Regions from separate parts of the Homo sapiens genome. Here region 1 is linked to region 2. The links are chromatin loops, found by intact Hi-C in ENCODE. Cell type or tissue: CD14-positive monocyte. All regions are shown on one strand. Each heading gives the region's core, and the rest is flanking DNA. Links, peaks and the distances in the headings are about the cores only.

Region 1 (10,743 bases), core at 1,762-9,761, 98 kb after region 2:
CATTGTGGGCTTGGGTTTCAATGTATGAATTTGGGGGGACACAATTCAGTACATAACAGTTACAATTCTTTTTGCAGCAATGCATGTTACTTTGATATGAGTGATATCCATGTAACACGGAAGACACACTGATGCATACATGATTTTCCTAGCAACTTAATATCAGGGTAAGCTTTTCTACATTTGCAGAAAAAGCCTTAGCCATATATGAATACCTTCAGAACAGACTGAAATTGATAGTGCAAGTTCTGCTTGGTTTAATGGCTTTGAGTATTGCTGCCCTTTCCACCAGTTAAACTATTCGGGGAAACTAAGAGTATAATGATGGAGTTGTGAAAACATTTCCCTCTATAGATACATTGAACAAAAGAAAGAGGCTACGCCATGGATCATTCAAAAATTTTTGAAGAAAATTATCTAGATGCTGTTAAATGAAGTTTGGCCTAAAGCTGCCTCTGTATATATTTTAAGTCTGGCCTAAAGGTTTCTCCATACACAGTGAACTGTAACCTAATTTGATGCATAAACAGACTGGTAACTGAGTCTCAGCCAATCACAGCAGCCAAATTTCAGTTAACCACAGGCAGCCAACTGTTCAAACCAGGTTCAAATAAGGCAAAGGCCCCAGCTGTAGCCAATCCAGCCGTTTCTGTACCTCCCTTATGCTTTCTACAGGTCAATTTCCTTTTTCTGTCCATAAATGTTACCTAATAAATGTGGCATAAATGTGGCAGCCCTGGAGTCACTCTGAGTCTGTTTGTGTTTTGGGGACTGTTGGATTCAAGAATCTTTCTTTACTCAATTAAACTGTGTTAAATTTAATTTGCCTAAAGCTTTTCTTTTAACCAATGGCATCAGAAGCAGGATCCAAAGTAGAAAATTAGCTGGGTGTGGGAGCACGTGTCTGTAGTCCTAGCTACTAGGGAGGCTGAGGTGGGAGGATCACCTGAGCCCAGGAGTTCGAGGCTATAGTGAGCCGTGATTACACCACTGCACTCCAGCCTGGGCAACAGAATGAGACCCTGTCTCAAAACAAGAAATAAACAAACAAAAAAACCCCAAAAATGCCCACAAAGTAGAGCTTCTAATGACCCCCAGGAGGATGGAGCGACCAAGCAAGGTGCCTGCTGGGCCCACTGTGTCCACTGCTCTCTTGCAGCAACTGGGGATCCTGGACAAATTCGCTCTTAGATTCTGAAGTGCCACAAATTTGTGTTTTGAGCTATCTGAGTTTGAGCAAATTTTTTAACTGGATTCGGTTCAGAAGTCACAACAAAAACTGGACTCAGTCCAGAAGTCACAACAAAAACTGGACTCGGTCCAGGATCGAATCAGATTCGATAATTAAGTGGATTGGATCAAGTTAGAGGCCTCAGCTGTCTCGCTGGGTCAGGCGGAAACGGGTGGTAAATGGCAATTAGTGCAGGGGGTGCGAACTCCAGCTTTTGGGAATTTGCAGAGATTTTGTGTTCTATCTCCTTTGTTCCTTTTTCTTACACACTTGGGTAGGGAAAAATCATTGGCTGACTTGGCCAAGAGGATCTTAGAGCCAAAGCCAGGAATCAACATAAAAATGAGATCCTTAATTTTTGAAGAACTGAGTCCTCCACTTTCCCAGTATGCCTGCCTTTATGTATAGTATATAAGTATTAGGCACCGGAAGCAGCAAATGCTTACAAAAATGGAGAAATCTTACTAAAGATGATTTAAAATTATGGTGGAACATTCAAATGAACAACATTGTACTTTAAGAAGTGCATTTAAAAATGGGGGCTCCTGAATTAGGTTCACCAGGGATGCCTATTGATGTGCAGAAGCTTCTAAAAAAAATTTCAAAATTTGTATTGCCTCTTTTTTTAAAATTTTTTTATTTTTTTTATTTTTTTTGAGACAGAGTCTCCCTCTGTTGCCCAGGCCGGAGCGCAGTGGCGCCATCTCGGCTCACTGCAAGCTCCGCCTCCCGGGTTCACGCCATTCTCCTGCCTCAGCCTCCCGAGTAGCTGGGACTACAGGCGCCTGCCACCACGCCCGGCTAATTTTTTGTATTTTTGGTAGAGACGGGGTTTCTTCACCGTGTTAGCCAGAATGGTCTTGATCTCCTGACCTCGTGATCTGCCCGCCTCGGCCTCCCAAAGTGCTGGGATTACAGGCGTGAGCCACCGCGCCGGCCTTATTGCCTCTTTTAAAGGCTCTTTACAAAAGACAAATAAAGATTTTAAATGACTAATTGATAAGGGAAATAGAATCTGCTAACATTTTGGCTTAGTTACTATCCTGCCCCAAGGTGGAAAGAAAGCCGAATAAAGTGCTTATAAAAGGTAGGCCCTCAGGTAAAGTAGGCTTGTTTCTCTTTTTCAAAGCTATCCATGCTGAGTCCAGGCATAGAGAACGCTTTCTCTGTCCTCTTCATTAATGGGCTCCACTATATTTATTTATTTATTTTTTATTTTTATTTATTATTATTATTATACTTTAAGTTCTAGGGTACATGTGCACAATGTGCAGGTTTGTTACATATGTATACATGTGCCATGTTGGTGTGCTGCACCCATTAACTTGTCATTTACATTAGGTATATCTCCTAATGCTATCCCTCCCCCCTACCCCCACGCCACAACAGGCCCCGGTGTGTGATGTTCCCCTTCCTGTGTCCAAGTGTTCTCATTGTTCAATTCCCACCTATGAGTGAGAACATGTGGTGTTTGTTTTTTTTGTCCTTGCGATAGTTTGCTGAGAATGATGGTTTCCAGCTTCATCCATGTCCCTACAAAGGACATGAACTCATCCTTTTTTATGGCTGCATAGTATTCCATGGTGTACATGTGCCACATTTTCTTAATCCAGTCTATCATTGATGGACATTTGGATTGGTTCCAAGTCTTTGCTATTGTAAATAGTGCTGCAATAAACATACGTGTGTATGTGTCTTTATAGCAGCATGATTTATAATCCTTTGGGTATATACCCAGTAATGGGATGGCTGGGTCAAATGGTATTTCTAGTTCTAGATCCTTGAGGAATCGCCACACTGTCTTCCACAATGGTTGAACTAGTTTACAGTCCCACCAACAGTGTAAAAGTGTTCCTATTTCTCCACATCCTCTCCAGCACCTGTTGTTTCCTGACTTTTTAATGATTGCCATTCTAACTGGTGTGAGCTCCACTTTAAACTCAGTAATTTAGCTAAGAAACAGAAGCTAGGCCAGGCGCCGTGGCTCATGCCTGTAATCCCAGCACTTTGGGAGGCCGAGGTGGGCAAATCACGAGGTCAGGAGATGGAGACCATTCTGGCCAACATGGTGAAACTCTGTCTCTACTAAAATACAAAAAAATTTGCCCGGCATGGTGGCATGTGCCTGTAGTCCCAGCTACTTGGGAGGCTGAGGCAGGGAAATTGCTTGAACCCAGGAGGCAGAGGTTGCACTGAGCCGAGATCGCACCACTGCACTCCAGCCTGGCAACAGAGCAAGACTCTGTCTCAAAAAAAGAGAAAAGAAACAGAAGCTAAGTTAAAAAGACTACCTATTGAACTAAATCAGTCTTTGCAATATACCTTTCTGGCATTTAGCTGGCTATTTTGAAACGCTTTTATTAAAGAAAATTACATCTGTGAAAGAAATCTCTATTTGTAAGGGTGTCTACCTCTGTGCAACACAAAGAGACAGAGGGCTAAGCCCCTGGAAACTCTTTAAATTGAAAAGGCATTGATTTAAATTTATATAACAAGCCTTATCATTTAAGATGCTTTTCCTGGTCATCTTGTCTTAACTGGACCTTTACCTATACCCTCCTTCCTTGGTTTGGGCAAATGGTGGTATTTAGGCCTGAAGTAGGAAATGGTTTGGGGGAAAGATGAATGGGCCCTTAGAAAAATTAATCATGGTTTGTGTGACAAGGTCTGTCTTGGTGTGATGAAACCTTCTCTCCTGTGATAATAGTTAATCTTCCCTGGTTTCTGGAACTTCCTAGGGGAGAGTGTCAGAGGCATTTGAACCAGAGCAACTCCATCTGAATAGGGGCTGGGTAAAATGAGGTCTTGAATAGGGGCTGGGTAAAATGAGGCTGAAACCTACTGGGCTGCATTCCCAGACAGTTAAGGCATTCTAAGTCACAGGATGAGATAGGAGGTCGGCACAAGGTACAACTCATAAAGATCTTGCTGATAAAACAGGTTACAGTAAAGAAGCCGGCCAAAACCCACCAAAATCGAGATGGTGATGAGAGTGACGTCTGGTTGTCCTCACTGCTACACTCCCACCAGCGCCATGACGGTTTAAAAATGCCATGGCAACATCAGGAAGTTACCCTATATGGTCTAAAAAGGGGAGGCATGAATAATCCACCCCTTGTTTAGCATATAAACAAGAAATAACCATAAAACCATGCATTTCTATGGAATAGCCATTCTTTTGTTCCTTTGTTTCCCTAATAAACTTGCTTTCACCTTATTGACTTGCCCTGAATTCTTTCTTGCACGAGATCCAAGAACCCTCTTTTGGGGTCTGGATCAGGACCCCTTTCCTGTAACAACAGGATTGATGGCATTTGGATTCCTTTGGAAAATCTGTCTTTAGACAAACAAGGAGAATTTTTAAAGCCTTGCTCTGAGTACCTGTTAGCAGCAATAGTATACAAAAGCAACATATTTTGGGGTCATATCTTCCGAACTTCTGAAACCGCCTTTGCCAAAATCATACCTGAGGAAATTATGACAGTGAAAGAGATCAGACCTAACTGACTCCATCTTGCTTTCAACCTTTAAGTTGTCCTTGTTCATTCCTGGGCGTAGGCTGAACTAACCTTCAGAAGGAATTTAGTTTATAGTTTAACTCTGAAACAAAATTGATAATAGCCCTTTTCCAAAAAAAAAAAAAAAAAAACCCTTCTTGTCTGGGGACCGGTCTGCCTTTATAGGACTAACAAATTAGCTACAAGATTAGAAATTGTGGTTTAGTGACCACACAGCCTCCAGCTGCAAGATTCTTAACCTCCCAAAATTGCTCCTGGGGAAAATATAACTATTGGAAAACCTAAGATCAATGCTTGAGATATTTTGCAGACCCTGCACTCCATGGATCAACTGACTCCACCCAGACTGGTAATCTGGTTCCACCAATTCTATGATCCCATCCAGGAACAGAAGACAACAAGCAAGAAAACTCACTTGACTCCTCTATGATTCCATCTCCAACCTGACCAATCAGCACTCCCTACTTCCCGAGCCCCTACCCGCCAAATTATTTTTAAAAACTCTGATTCCCAAATGCTCGAGGAGACTGATTTGAGTAATAATAAAACTCCATCTCCCGCACAGCCGGCTCTACATGAATTACTCTTTCTCCATTCTAATTCCCCTGTCTTGATAAATTAGCTCTGTCTAGGCAGCTGGCAATGTGAACCTGTTGAGCAGTTATACTTCTTCAATGGCTAGTTTTGTTTAATAAGTAATTCAAGCATAATTGTAAAGAATGAGTAAATAAGGTGAATGTAAATGGCATCAAAATTTATAAATAAATTTATCATAGTTTCCAAAATCTTTTTCAGCAACTTCAAATTTTAAAATCATGTTAAATTAAGTAATTGAAAATTACTTTATTTTCAATTCATTTTAAATTCAATAAAATACTGAAACATTAATTATTAAGCATAGCTTTAGTTTATATACTTCAACATCTTGTTTTTAATACAGTATATAGAAGTTAAATATATTTGGATCTATTAAGAAACATAAAAATCTGGCTGGGCGTGGTGGCTCATGCCTGTAATCCCAGCACTTTGGGAGGCCAAGGCGGGCAGATCACCTGAGGTCAGGAGTTTGAGACCAACCTGGCCAACATGGCGAAACGCCATCTCTACTAAAAATACAAAAATTAGGCGGGCATGGTGGTGTGCGCCTGCAATTCCAGCTACTTGGGAGGCGGAGACAGGAGAATTGCTTGAACCCAGGAGGCAGAAGTTGCAGTGAGCTGAGATCATGCCACCGCACTCCAGCCTGGATGACAGAGCAAGACTCTATCTCAAAATAAATAAATGGATAAATAAATAAGAAGAAACATAAAAAATTGAGGAAACATTTCTTTCTAAAAATTAGGAAATGGCTTTCATCTACAAATACTGATATAAAACAGTTTAAAATGGATTACTTCCTTGATTGTTCACTGGAAATTAATGTTACTAAGAGTTAAAATTATGATTAATGTATATAATTAAAATATGGTACATATATGTTTACTATATGTGAAATGGGTGGAGTTCCCTTATCACCTTCACAGGGTATGTGACAGGGGTGTGGCTTGCCTCTTCAGGGCCCTACTTCTCAAACCCTAGGGGAGCATGCAGACGGGTGGGTCATGGAGAGCATTTTTGGGCTCTGACCCACAGCAGAGTCTAGGGTTGAGGGTTTGCAGCTCCCGAAGCCCCAGCGGGAGTGTGTTACAGTATATTCTTTCAGCTTTGCCATCTGCTGGTGGCTTGTGTTAATCAGCTCAATTAGACCCTTTGCCCTATCACAAGGACAAAGGGTTTCTGTAGCCTGGGTTCTTGCTCTAGTGTACTGGAAAAATCGGATCACATGTGGACTTGGAGAATGAGTGCAAGGTTTTATTGAGTGGTGGAAGTAGCTCTCAGTGAGATGGATGGGGAGCAAGAAAAAGGATGGAGTGGGAAAGTGGTCTTCCCTGGACTTGGGCCATCCAGCAGCTAGACTTTCCTCCAACCACCCTGGCCGAATTCCTCTTGGTGTCATGTCGTTCTGCCTTCAATGGCCTGCTGGTGTCTGCTGGTGTCTGTCTTCTGCTTCTCTCAATGTCCAGCTGCTTGTGTGTGTGCCCGCTGGGGTCTCAGGTTTTTATGGGCACAGGATGTGGGGGGTGTGGTGGCCCAAAAGGCAACATTTTGGGTGTGAAAACAGAAACATCTGTCCTCATTTAGGTCCGTGGGCACAGGCTCGAGGATGGAGCCCTCATCAGGGACCCCCCCCTTCTCTACCCAGCACTTCCCTGCCCCCCTTCCCATAGCATATGCCTATATACAATACATATTATATATAACATACATAATATATACATATAGTACATATGGGTACTATATGTATGTGCTATACAGAATATATAGTACATTTATAGTATATATATGGACAGAAATATACTATACATATAATATAGCATGTATGTAGTGTAGTATGAACTATACTGAATATATGTACTATACATATATTCTATAGTACATATATTCTGTATTGTACATATATATGTATTGCATGTATGTACTATACAGAATTATTTCTTTTGTTTTTAGTTACATATATGTAATATGTACTACTGATGAAGGCAGGAGACAAATTCCTAGGCAGATAGGGAAGAGTCCCTAGGCTAAAACCTCACTTTCAAGCCTAAAATAGCCTGAAGGCTGAAAGACTGGAGTGCTGGTCTAGGATGAAACCTGTGACCCAGAGGGAGAACTTCTGCCCCTGTTTGCCCACGCTTTCCCAATTGATTCTTTCTGAATAATGCCTTTTAACCCATTGAATGCTGCCTTTTCTGATACTACCTATGGCTTGCCTGGGCATGCCTACGTGTGCACTGGGGGACTGGGGGGCCACAAGCAATTCATGCCTTATTCAGGGGAGGAGCCTGGCCTCATAAGCTCATGTGCGGTGGCCCTGGTTTTCAATTGTGAGGGAGAAACCTGCTTGGAGATCCCCTCTCTTTGCTGAGAGCTTTCCTTTCACTTAATAAATTCTTCCCTCCTCACCCTTCAATATGACCACGTGCCTAATTTTTCCTGGTCATGAGACAAGAACTCTGATTTAGCTGAACTAGGGAGCAAAAATTCTGCATCATTTTGGCCTATACGGGGGTTTGTCAGAAGGGTGAGTAAAACGCTGCCCCAAAAATATCTTTCACTTTCGTTTCTGAGCTTTCTCATCTTCAGACTTCTTCTGAAGGCAGGGAAAACTGCCCCCTCCCTGTCACTTTCAGGGGTTGGGAATGTCAGCCTTGGTCCAATACAGTCTTTTCTGTGGCATTTTCCTTCTTTTTTTCAGAATTAAAATAGCACCTATCTTTTCTTTTATAATATTGGGGGTGTTCCACCCCCACTCCAATGGCCACAGGCATGTTCTTGTGACAGACAGGCGAGCAGCAGCTCCCCACCACCTCTTTCCCTCCTAGCTGGGGCACGTGGCCATGTCTGCTGCATACACATGCTGTGTTCAGTGGCCATGCAGTGCAGGACTGAGCCACAGCCACTTCCCAGGCCCCAGGGCAGTCTTGGGGGCCCAAGGCCCTTCATGGCTAGCTGGCCATGTTTCCCACCACGTGCCCACGGAGTCTTCCCCTCCCCCAGCTGAGGGGTCCAGCTTGTTCTGAGCCTGAGGGAAGAAACAGGAATTAAAAATTTCTTTCCCTGTTGGAGAAACTCATTTGCATCAGAATAAGAGGTTTCTTCCTCAACAATCTTCTCCAGCTCTACCCTTAAGCTGTTCTTTTTCCTTTTCTCCATCAGGTCGGGAGTTAATGGGTTGGTTTGAAGGTAGTTGAGGTTTTTGCCATTACTTAGCATGGCGGTGACCACAATTGCTTTTGCACCAACCTAATAACACAGCCGTGCAATACAGGGGGCTTCTCCATGCCAGAGTTTTTTTTTTTCTTGAAAGGCGTTTTAATAGGCCAGGACCCCAATTCACAAGACACTCTTTTCTATCCCTTGTTGGAGGAGGACCCAATTCCACAGCTTCACCCATGACTTAATGAATCCATGAACCCCACTGAGACACATTCTTGTCCCAAACTCAATTCCAAACTTTGGGTTGAAACTCTAGGAAAGAAAACTGGATCTGAGGCAGATGACAATGGAAGTTAAGAGACATAGCACAGGTAAGCATGACTAATTCCTGCCAATTAAGCCAAGCCTCCCATTTCATGGATAGTGGTCATGCTAGTATCTATGGCATGCATGAGGTCTAGGGAACTTGAAAGCTACTGACAGCAAGGGGAAAGGCAGTGTGTGGGTAAGGGTGGATAATCCTACCCTCTAACCCACCTGTTAACATGGGTGAAAAGGCACATTGACACCCATGGGCAGCACCCTGTCATTGTCTTCAGGACTCCGGGATACAAGGAAAGAAGGAAGAAAAGGGATGCCTCTCTTGCCTCTCCCTCACATACCCTGGGTATTTGCTGGGAAGAGAAGGGAACTAGGCATGCCTTGCTCCCCTCTTTCTAGATGAGTAGCCATTCATCTTCAGTCTTTACCCCTTTCAAAAGTACATCCTGAACCCTTGGGACTCCTTTGAAAAAAAATGCCTTTTTTATTACCTTTTTCCACCTCTGTCCTCTCTTCACAGATGGGTAATTGTGTCCCTGTGCTACAGCACACTCCCCTTGGATGCATCCTCCAAACTGGGAAAAATTAATATCCCCTACCTTAAACTGGTTGCCTTAGAATTGAACTCAGAGGAAGGGAACCTAGAAGGATGACATGCTGGAAAAAGGGCAAAAGTTTCATCATTCAGATGTTGGCCTCTCTCTACCTGTACAAACTGGTAAAAGGAATGATAAGGATCACTGTTTATATTCTCTGTAAAGTTTTGATTAATGAAAAAGGATTTGTGAAGTTAGTCTTAAGCTGTAGCCAATCTGATGTGATTTGCATGTCTTTCTGTGTGATTCTGTCAGGAAGAGGGGTACCATATGATAGGATGTAGGCCTAGGACCCCATAAGCCTGCTGTTCAAGTCAGCCTGGCAAACTGGTCAGTAACAAACTTTGCTGCAGGCCTCCATCTTGTTTTACATCCTTGGGAGTGTGACCTGTAACCACGTGGCAGTACTTTCTTTTAGTCTCCGCCATTTTACAATGGCAACCTGGGTTCAATCCTGGCTTGAGAAATGAGTACTTTTGGGTTGATATCTGTGTGTAACTTTTGCCATTTGCTGATTCTCTTCCTTTCCATGAACAACTTCCAGCTTCCTTTCTTAAATCTTTCTTTCTCTGAATTACCTTTAAAGGTCCTAGATTTTGTAAAAACTGCTTACTACCCCTTCGAAAATACTTCATACATTTGTGGTTAAGTCATAACCTTAATTGAAGCTTGTTGGTTTCACCTGTGAGTTACTTTTGGTAAAGTTCAAATGCCAAAAATATTGGCAGCTTGGCACGGCTAAAGTCAGCTTACAAGGAATTTAAAAGGACTTTCTTTTTATTTTTTTTCTTTTTCTTTTTCTTTTTTTTTTTTTTTTGAGACAGAGTCTCGCTCTGTTGCCCAGGTTGGAGTGCAGTGGTGCAATCTCTGCTCACTGCAAGCTCTGCCTCCCAGGTTCACGCCATTCTCCTGCCTCAGCCTCCCGAGCAGCTGGGACTACAGGTGCCTGCCACTGCGCCCGGCTAATTTTGTTTTGTATTTTTAATAGAGACAGGGTTTCACCGTGTTAGCCAGGATGGTCTCGATCTCCTGACCTCGTGATCCACCTGCCTCGGCCTCCCAAAGTGTTGGGATTACAGGCATGAGCCACTGCGCCTGGCCAAGGACTTTCTTAAGGAATGCTCTACTTAATTAAAAGTGGATATCCAAGTTATAGGTATATTTAAAAGACCTTTATGTTCTCTCTTCTTGGATCTTGTTTTGCTGGAAAAAGATTTTTTTCTCAGTCGACTGAATTACTGTTCTCCCCATGTCTTGCAATTCTTAATGCATGCATGAGAGGCCCTAAGATAACTTCTGATGACCTGAGACTCCTTGAGAA
Region 2 (10,743 bases), core at 1,020-9,019:
AGGATAAGGAAGGCTGAATAGAGATGAAGGAGTCATTGGAGACAAGACGAAAGAGCTTCCGATCAGCTGCCAAATCTGTTTCAAACACATATTTTGAAATGTTAAAATAAATGTATGATCTGCTTTTCTACTGTTTAACAATGGAAAGAATTCACTGCATACAGTAAATCAAGTATAAATAATTTCTCAAGTAGTTCTCCAAAGAGCTGCTTTCTGTTTCACAGCTGCACAAAGAAAGCATTCTACTCACGAAATGAACTGAACTTCCAAATCTTTGAGTTCTTCAACTGGCCTCAGAAAGAGTTGTATAGACTATCAACAATAAAATTAAGAGGAAACAAAGGGGCCGGGCGCAGTGGCTCACGCTTGTAATCCCAGCACTTTGGGAGGCCAAGGTGGGTGGATCACAAGGTCAGGAGATCAAGACCATCCTGGCTAACACTGTGAAACTCCGTCTCTACTAAAAATACAAAAAAATTAGCCGGGCGTGGTGGCGAGCGCCTGTAGTCCCAGCTTCTCCGGAGGCTGAGGCAGGAGAATGGTGTGAACCCAGGAGGCGGAGCATGCAGTGAGCCGAGATCGTACCACTGCACTCCAGCCTGGGCAAAAGAGCAGGACTCTGTCTCAAAAAAAAAAAAAAAAAAGAAAGAAAGAAAGAAAGAGCAACAAAGGACTATACTTAAAATAGGCCTGGATTTCTATGCAAGCTCTATCTCCAACTTACTAACTTGGTAACTTTGGGTTACCCCCCTGTAAATCTGTTTCCTCATCTGCAAAATGGGACATCAACTTCACTGAGTCACAGGCAAGGAATAACTGAGTTAATGACATATATTGCTTGACACAATGCCGTCACAATTAAAGATGGCTATCATTATTCTACCTTACTAACACAATATTAAAATCCTTTCAAAAAGCTAATACGATTATTTCACAAATCAAGAAAACCTAGAGTAATCAGAAACAAACAAACGAAAATAGGCTGACCAATGCCTAAACAAGATATAATGATGTAAGACATCCTCTTGCTGTTCAGAATGGTAAAAACAGCAATAATTACAGAGCAAAATACTGCATTTTATCTTTCATTATTGGTATAGCAATTAAAAAATACTTCATGAAAAAAATACTTACCTTCTTGTATCTGTAAGACCACTGCTTTAACCCTCCATCCAGACCAGTGATTAGTGACTTATCATACATACTAGATATACAAATGTAAATATAGATATAAATCAATGTATCTACCTACCTACCTACATTGTAATTTATCTTGGAATATAGCTTGACAACCAAACTGCAAAATAGCTGATTTTTAAATATATGTTTTGACAGACAAGGACATCTGAACCTGCTGTTAGTTCAATAAAAAGAAAAATTATTGTCTTGTCATAGCTGGATAGACAAAGTAAAATAACAGATTCTATAGTAAATCTGAGTCTTCCCAGTAGAATCTCAATGACCAAAGCAGACATTTCCCCCTAAGATTAAAAGAAAGGAATGAGTTATTAAAAATGTTTATGTAATCTTTAAAAATCTAAATGTAGATTTAGCTATGATTAATTAATTAAAAATTCACGGATAGCCTCTGGAGTGTACCATAAAAATTATAGTGTATAAATGTCCAATTACACTTTATTTTACATTTTAAAGTTTTCAAGATAAGTAAAACCCGTTCTTTATTATTTTCCCAACACAGCTGCTACTGTAGTTGCGTTCTTATATCTTCTAAATATCAAAATTTAAAAGCTAGCATTGTACGTTTTGTAATATTAAATTATAATGTTATTTCTAAAAACTCTTTATCTCTAATAAGCAATTATCGGTTGGTGTGATATTCACATTTCAAGGATATGAATTTTACAGAAAACTTATCGACTCTGAGCAAGTAGTTGAAAATCACTAAATCTAAGATAACAAAAGGTTTTTTTAATGCTAATGATCAAAACCAACTTCCTTCTGATAAATTAATAAAACAGAAATGTAAGTATTTCATTTTAAAAGACACAGCCAAACTTACTTTAATACATGCACTTTTTTCGATACTGCTAAACAAATATACCACAAAAGGTTTAATTTTGTCAGAAAGAATTTCGGTGGTTTCAGGAAATTTTCAGGTAAATATATTTTTTCTTACTGTTACCCATATGAAAAAGATTATATCAAAGTTAAGAGGCTCAAATCAACACAAAAAGATACATTTTTCATCGAATCAAACTTTTTTTAAAATAATTGTTATTAGTGGCGTTTAGAATAAGAAAGACATACTGCTCATGGTGGTACCAACTGGTGTAACCTTCTTAAAGCAATCTGGCAATATGGCCAAGAAACTTGAAAAGGTATTCTTATCTTGAAGGTAAGAAATTGTTGCTAAAGGATAGAGTCAAATATGCGTACAAGGTTTTTAGCACAAAGTTGTTCATGTCACCTTATTATAAAAGTTCTTAAAGCACAAAAAGTATAACAATGTCCTATAAATAACGATTGAATATGTGGTCCACTAATAATTTCATACAGGCACTAAAAACATTTTCAAAGATTATGTAATAACATGAGAAAATAATTAAGTGAAAAAGGTGGCACTGGCTGGGTGCAGTGGCTCACGCCTGTAATCCCAGCACTTTGGGAGGCCGAGGCAGGTGGATCACGAGGTCAGGAGTTCGAGATCAGCCTGGCCAACATGGTGAAACCCCATCTCTACTAAAAATACACCACTGCACACTCCATCCTGGGCAACAGAGCGAGACTCCCTCTCAAAAAAAAAAAAAAAAACAACAAAAAAAACCACAATTCCAGTTCTGTAAGTTTAAATGAATGCTAATGGTATATGGGCGTATATTTTTATAAATGCGAAAAGTGATATACCACAGTTAGCCATAAAAAGAAATAACATCCTGATACATGCCAGAATAAGGTAAATGAAAGAAGCCAGACACATTAAAAAAAAAAAAACCACATATAATTGTGTTTATATGAAATGTCCAGAATAGGCAAATTCAAAGAAACAGTAAACTAGAGGTTGTCAGGGGCTGCTTGAAGGGGAAATGGGGAGTGTAATGGGTGCAGGTTTCTTACTGGAGTAATGAAAATGTTCTGGATTTAGATAGTGGTGATGGATGCATAATATTCTAAAAACCACTGAATTATATCAAAGCAAAAAAATATGAAAAAATGATATGCAAAAAAAAGTTTATCAGTGGCAGAGGTCTAAATTTTTTCTTCATACTTAACTATATTTTCTAAAGTTAACATATATGTTACTTTTATAAACAAAAATCATACCTTCTTTCTCTCTCTGATCATCCCTATCAATTGATTATGGATAATAATCAATTATACAAACATGTTGTTATATCTCTTACAACATCTTACAAAATCGAAATCCCTCATCTTTACTTCTCCTGCTTGCTATCACCTTTACAAAAATTCACTGAAAGAGTTGTCTGTATTCACTGTCTGATTCTTCTCCTCCAATTCTCTTTGTATTCCAATTCAACTCCCCTAAGACCGTGCTTATCAAGGTCACCAACACCCCCTAAATTGTTCAATCCAATGGTCAAGTCTCAGTCTGCATGTCACCTGACCTATCGGCAGCACTTGACAAAGCTGGTCAATCCATTCTCCTTGAACACAGGTGGATAACAGTCTTGGTTTTCCTTTGATCTCACTAGTTGTTCCTACTCAGTCTCCTGGACTTCTTAAACTAAAGAGGCTCAGGGTTCACATCTTAAAACTTTTCACTTTTTCTTTTTTTTTTTTTTTTTGAGACAGAGTGTTGCTCTGTCACTCAGGCTGGAGTGTAGTGCTGCAATCATGGCTCACTGCAGTCTTGATCTCCTAGGCTCAAGCAATCCTCCTGCCTCAGCCTCTTGGGTAGCTGAGCTACAGGTACACTGCACCACACCCAGGTAATTTTTTGTATTTTTTCTTAAAGGCAGGGCTTCACCATGTTGCCCAGGCTGGTATTGAACTCCTGGCCTCCAGCCATACTCCCACCTTGGCCTCTCGAAGTGCTGGGATTATAGGGGTAAGTCACCGCACCCAGCTAGAACTTTTCACTTTTCTACCTATACTCCCTCTTTGTAAATCTTATCCAGTTTTCTATCCCCATGACAAACTGAAATTCAGAAATACCTGTAACTAGTTCCTCTACCTTCTACCCAGCCCTCATATTCCCATGGGGACGGTCTGAAGTTCTGATCTTGGATAGGGAAGGTATGAGCGAGAGGTAGGGAAACTGTAGATTATCTTAGAAGTGAAAAAGTTAAAGATATACCCCAATATCCTGTTTTCCCCCAGTCATCCTGAATCATGTGACAAAATGAGTGCCAACTAATCAACTAACTGTTAACCAACTAAAGGCTTGGATCCTTGGTTTGGATCCTGTAAATCCAAACCAGAGGAGTAAGAGTACCAAACGATATTTAAGCCAGCATGAACATTTGCCACTAGGTGGCGCCAAACCATAGCCAAGAAAAGGGATTTGGATCAAGAAGTAAAGGCCACATAAACCCCAAGCAGCTAACAAGTATGCTTGCCCTGATACTTCATCAACTTAATAATACCCAACCCCTTAACTGACATGACTGATTTTTGTTGTTGTTTTTATTTATCCACTGACAACTCCTGAATCTAAAACCCCCAACCTAGACCTCTTACCTGAAATCTGGACCTCTCTTATCTACTCATTGCTGCTTACAGGTCTAACAGCACCTGATAGGCCCTGAACTGAACCCCCTAACTTACCCCCCTTGCTCTCCCCACCCTGAATCTGCTCCTCCTCAGTCTTTCCCCTTTCAGTTGGCGGGCCCCCATCCTCCCTGATGCGTAACTCAAAAGCCTTCATCTATGACCACTACTTCTCTCACATAGTATATCCAAATCCATAACCTATCTTCTTAGTATCTTCTACACACACAGTCAGACTACTTCTCACTACTCTGATCTGTGTTCTGGATTGCTGCAATAATCTGCTGAGTGAGGTCCCTGCTTCAACTTTTGCCCCTTTTAATATATTCCTCAAAATAGGAGCCGGAGTGATTCCACTGAAATGAAATACAACCCTTTAGCAGTTCCTTATCTCACTCAGAATTAAAATTAGCACCTTTAAAATGGCTTGCAAAACTCCATACTGTTTGGCCCTTCACTTACTCTGAGCCAGCCACAATATTTCTCAAACCTGACAGGCATGCTCTTGCTTTAGGGCTTTGCCCTTGCTGTTCCCTCTGCGTGGAGGGGGCCCCTCCCCTCAGATATCCTGAGAGCTCACTCCTCCTTCTTCAGGTCTTTGCTCTCAGAGAAGCCCGCCCTCAACTACTCTATTTAAAATTAAAATTTCCCTAGTCCCCACCAATCCCTATCTTCTGTCTCTACTTACTACAGTATATGTTGATTGCTACCAGTATGATTCCATATTAATAGTAGAGAAGCCACATGAGGGTGGAACTTTTTGTCTTTTTGTTCACTGATTTATTTCCAGTACTTAAAACAGTGCCAAGAGTACTCGACAATATTTGTTAAATGTTAAACATATGGAAAAATGTTGCATGATAAAAGCAAGTTTTAAAACTATAGGCCGGGCGCGGTGGCTCACGCCTGTAATCCCAGCACTTTGGGAGGCCGAGGCGGGTGGATCATGAGGTCAGGAGATCGAGACCATCCTGGCTAACAAGGTGAAACCCCGTCTCTACTAAAAATACAAAAAATTAGCCGGGCGCGGTGGCGGGCGCCTGTAGTCCCAGCTACTCGGGAGGCTGAGGCAGGAGAATGGCGTGAACCCGGGAAGCGGAGCTTGCAGTGAGTCGAGATTGCGCCACTGCAGTCCGCAGTCCGGCCTGGGCGACAGAGCGAGACTCCGTCTCAAAAAAAAAAAAAAAAAAAAAAAAAAAAAAAAAAAAAAAACTATATAAAGTAGTATAGCATAGATTTTAAAAAGCATAATTCAAAACTAGATTTGAATTATAGGACTGTCACTTTGTAGCTGTGGGACTTTGAGCAAGTTTCTTATAATTTCTCTCTAAGCAATAACATGCTTATCTGTAAAGTGAGAATAATAACAGTGCCAACTTCAAACGTTTATAGTGAAGATTAACTGGGTAAATGCATATAAAATGCTTAGAAGAGGACTTAAACCAGGGGTTGACAAACTAAGTCCCATGAAGCCAAATCCAGCCCTCAAACTTGTTTTTATAAACCAAATTTTAGGATGGCACAGCCATGCCCACTATTTATGTATCGTTTATGACTCCTTTCACTCTACAATGGCAGAGTTGAGTAGCTGAGTAGCAAGAGAGACCACATGGCCTACAAAGCTATCTGGTCCTTTAGAGAAAAGTATGTTGACCCCAAACTTGGCCAATAGTATGCACCCAGTGCATGTTAGACATCACTGTCTATGTTAATGTATAGTTGCAAGGGTAGATTCGTGTGTATATAATTCCCAACCTACCAGACTATAAAAATCTTGTTTGCATATGGTACTTTCCAGATATAAAATAAGATATATAATCCCTAAACACAAGGGCACCAACCCCTCTGAGATTATTATCTAGTTGTTGAGACACTGTAATGGTCTCATATTACAGAAAAGGATATTATAATTCTCAAAGAAATTGATATTGACTGATTGATTGGTTGATTGACTGAGAGAGAGAGAAAGGGTCTCCCTCTGTTGCCCAGGCTGGAGTGCGGTGGCACTACCACAACTTATTGCTGCCTCAACCTCCTGGGATCAAGCGATCCTCCCACCTCAGCCTCCCAAGTAGCTGAGACTATAGGCACACACCATCATGCCCGGGTAAATTTTTTTTATTACTTTTTGTAGAGACAGGCATCTCACTATGTTACCCAGGCTGGATTCAAACTCCTGGACTCAAGCGATCCTCCTGCCTTGGCCTCCCAAAATGCTGGGGTTACAGGCATCAGCCACCACAGCCAGTTGATTCACCTTTAATTGTTTTAAAAAAGTTTCCATACCACATAGTACATACATACATACATACATACATACATATGTACCTGTATGTGTGCGTGTGTTTCTCTATTTGTGACAGAGTCTCGCTCTTTCACCCAGGCTGGAGTGCAGTCACACGATCTCGGCTCACTACAACCTCCGCCTCCCAGGTTCAAGCGATTCTCGTGCCTCAACCTCCTGAGTAGCTAGGATTACAGGCGTGTACCATTACCCTGGATAATTTTTATATTTTTAGTAGAGACAGGGTTTCGCCATGTTGCCCAGGCTGGTCTCGAACTCCACCCACCTCAGCCTCCCAAAGTGCTGGGATTACAGGCATGAGCCACTGCGCCCGGCCCACACAGTACATGTAAAGGTCTTTTCAGTTTTAGGAATGGGATATAGGGTTAGATAGGGCAGTCCACAGAAGCAAAGAAACAATGATAGGGTACTGTAATTCCAAAAAAGCACCCAAGTACAAGGCACCCAATCTCAGGTATTTCTTTATAGCAATGCACATGGACTAAGACACTATGTCAAAACTTATTGCTGTTTTTGCAGTTGGCAAGAGATGAAGCAGCTGGCATTTAGAGATCGTACTGAATGGAAAGTAACAGTTTTACATACTAGGTTATCCCTAAGCTGGGCTAGTTGGTCTGACCAACTAAAAGAATAGCAGATTCTTATCTCCCATCTCATATTCACTCTGGGGCATATGCTCATAGAATTTCTCTCTCCATGTTTATCTGGCAGAACATGTATAACTGAGTTCAAGTAAGCTAAAAGCATGTGTAACTCTGTATTACTACTATCACCATAACATTTTATGTTAATGTTTCCTTAAATATCATATTAAATTGTTATAAACTTCTGCCAAATTGTATGCAGCATATTCTACAAATTAACTCTGGTCACCACAGTATATGACATCATGGTAAAGTATAACGTTCTTACCTTGTTCTTCACTTCCTTCCTTACAAAGACTAGAACTTTGGCCCAGACTTAAACTGATATCATCAGAAGTCTTAGCAGTGTCTGTATCTCCTACAAAGTTAAGAGAAACATGTGAGGACCTTATATTAACAGTAAGGCTGTAGGGTGGCATAACCAAGGAGTATTAATACATCAAGGAGTACTAATGTCTATCAACTAAAGTAGTTTTTGTGTATCAAAGGTTACAATAATGGAAGATGCACTGAACTAGCAGGAAGTATCATGGACTATCAGAGCACTTAATTATTCTCACAGAACTACAAACCAAACAATGTGGAAAGCTTCAAAATGTAAACTAATAAAACTATTTCTTTAAAAACAAGTGGAATTTAAAAAGGAATGCAAATTACATAACTTGACCCAACATGAATTTCCTTCCCAGGGAAAATTATTAACCTAAAAAACTATAGGGTGAAAACAATACGAATTTATCTGAATAGATCAAATAGCAGAAAATAACTTGCTCTTTTTTGTTCTTTCATTTGTGGTCACATTAGAAGGTTTCACATCAAATTACTTAGTTTTCCATGAACCCCACTAAAACCCACAAAACTGTTTTCCCTCAAGGGCAAGGAAGTTTCTTATAGATCAAAACTTATGTAATTCACGCAATGTAATGTAAGTGGTCAGACACTTTTGTGAAATTTGGATGATGAAAGAGAACACAATTTAAGTCAACCAACCTTTAATAAGATAAATAATTTTATCTATAAAAGAATTTCAAGAATGATTTTTTTCATTACATTTGAATGTACAGTACTGTTATCTTCATTACAACCAAAATGAAAGGGAAAGGCAGGTGCAACTTTTAAGTTAGATCACACCTACCTTTAATAGTTGCTGCTGTTCCAAGACGCGAGGAACCAGATCCAATCTGAAAACGTGACATGAAGTAAATAAAACTAATTAAAATGCTAGCTATGTCATTATCAATACACACTAGCAAGATTATCAAACAAAATTATATGATCAAAACATGTTATCGATCATTTTTATCAATATTAGAAGATACTTGTTGGACAAGCTCTATTGGAGCCACGCAACCTGTTGGCTGCGGCACAGGCTGCGTGTGTCTTACTGATATGTGGAGCTACCCAATCCCTCTGCATGCTCAGGACTGACGGAGCCCCCCCAGAGCCAGATCCTCCAATCTCAAGCAACTCATGTCATACAATTATCATTTTTATACTACATCATGACACGTTCATGTTATAAACAAAAGCAAAACCAGGCTTTATGTCTACCTGAAATAAATTTAGACTTCTTAGGGTATAAAAGGAAGGTTTGGCAGACAAACATTAACATACACTACAAAGTGCAGCATAAGTCTAACCATCGAATTGTAAGTGTATCATTATGTACCTTCTTTAGTTGGAGACAAAAGTAAGTACTTCTTTATAGACAGAACATTAAAAAATAAATCAATAAAAGTCTAAGGCATCCATGAAAAATGAATTTTTAGCACAAACTATAAGGAGAAAATTAAAACCTGATTGTTGAGCTTTTAGTGCTTATATTCAAGATAGTTTAACACTTCCCTAAAATTTCACAGCCATTATTTATTATACTACCATGAAAATCATATAAATAAATACCACAAATTCCACAAACACATTAAGGAAACCAAAGATAACATAACAGTTACTAAATCAACAAGTCTTAGCAACTCTTCCTGTAACTCGTTTTCATGGATTCAAAGAAGAAAACAGTCAAGCAAAGTTAGCACTGTAAAATAAAATTAAGAACATTCATATACTACTTTATACTTTACCACATCTTCCTCTTCATTGGTTTGATTTAGTAGGTGTATATCACAAGAAATCACTCAAAATATAAGTTAATGTTGACTTTGAAGGGACATGAAGGCCTTTCTTGATTTGGATGGCAACTGAATGGGTGCACACAGATGTAAAAATTCACTTAGCTGTACACTGAAGGTGTGCACTACGCTGTGTAAGTTACATGCCAGTGAAAAAGTAAATAAAAATATGCATACATATATCTGTTGAAACTACAAATAAACTCTTGAGGTAGCCAATAAAAAAAAGCTTTGTAATAATTTTGAACTATTTTATTAAGCTTGGTTCTTCTAGTTTTTCCTAATTTCTGCTTTCAATTAGCCATAAAAGACATTGCAATTTGCCAGCAAGAAAAAAACCAAAAAGCATTTTATCGCAAAAGTTTCATTCTTACAACACCTGCTACATAAGTTATAGAATTAACATTTGCTATTTTTCTGCTAGAATTAAATATAACTTCCTAGACAGAAATTTAAAAACAAACAAGAAAACAAAAACACCATTTTATGCATACCCATCTAGGAATTTAAACTTAAAAAAAAAATTTTTAAACACGGATATGGTAGTCATTTGCTCAGAAGCTCAAAGTATTCCCTTTCTCCTTCTTTAACAATCTCCCTATTTTGTTCCAAAATTGGTCATACACCTTCTGATATATGAGAAGTACACCCAGTCCCTGGTCTAGAGGTAGGTGTATGAACTAGTTCTGGTGAATGAACGTGTGGGAGAATCTGCTGGAGGGCTTCAGGAAAACGTCTTTGTGTGTCTGAGAAGAAAGTGATCAAGGAAAATCTCTGTCCCACACTACTGCTTGCTTCCTAACTTTTCAAACAGGGTCTTGATTGAAGCTGCTGTGCTCATCCTGCAACCCTGAGAAAAAAGCCTAGAGAACTGCAGAGATGCCAATCCAGAGGCCTAACGTTAGGCTGCTGAACACAAATGCCACACAATCACCTCCAGATTTAGGTGAAAAACAACTATTTCTTTAAGTCACTATTA

The links. Peaks named below come from ENCODE experiments on the same cell type or tissue, not always from the same donor. Only the 100,000 strongest peaks of a DNase experiment are listed, where the experiment ranks them.
Region 1: a loop joins it to region 2, with 2.7 times the contacts of the local background. A loop is called at or near these places in 7 of 110 quality-filtered maps.

The regions. Positions count from the first base shown.
Region 1 is chr14:70,869,487-70,880,229 of GRCh38, reverse strand. No RefSeq gene overlaps it. Among named protein-coding and RNA genes, the nearest start is that of PCNX1, 33 kb to the left of the region's middle. RefSeq lists an enhancer at 7,498-7,577. In CD14-positive monocyte, for the core only: CTCF peaks have their summits at 6,248 and 6,452 (motif pointing left); a DNase peak (open chromatin) is centred at 6,429; H3K4me3 peaks cover 574 bases; H3K27ac peaks cover 567 bases.
Region 2 is chr14:70,966,274-70,977,016 of GRCh38, reverse strand. PCNX1 (pecanex 1) reads right to left here. Exons shown (of 36, transcript NM_014982.3): 4 at 8,774-8,819; 5 at 7,907-7,996; 6 at 1-75. Among named protein-coding and RNA genes, the nearest start is that of PCNX1, 64 kb to the right of the region's middle. In CD14-positive monocyte, for the core only: CTCF peaks have their summits at 4,235 and 4,441 (motif pointing right); a DNase peak (open chromatin) is centred at 4,466; H3K27ac peaks cover 1,404 bases.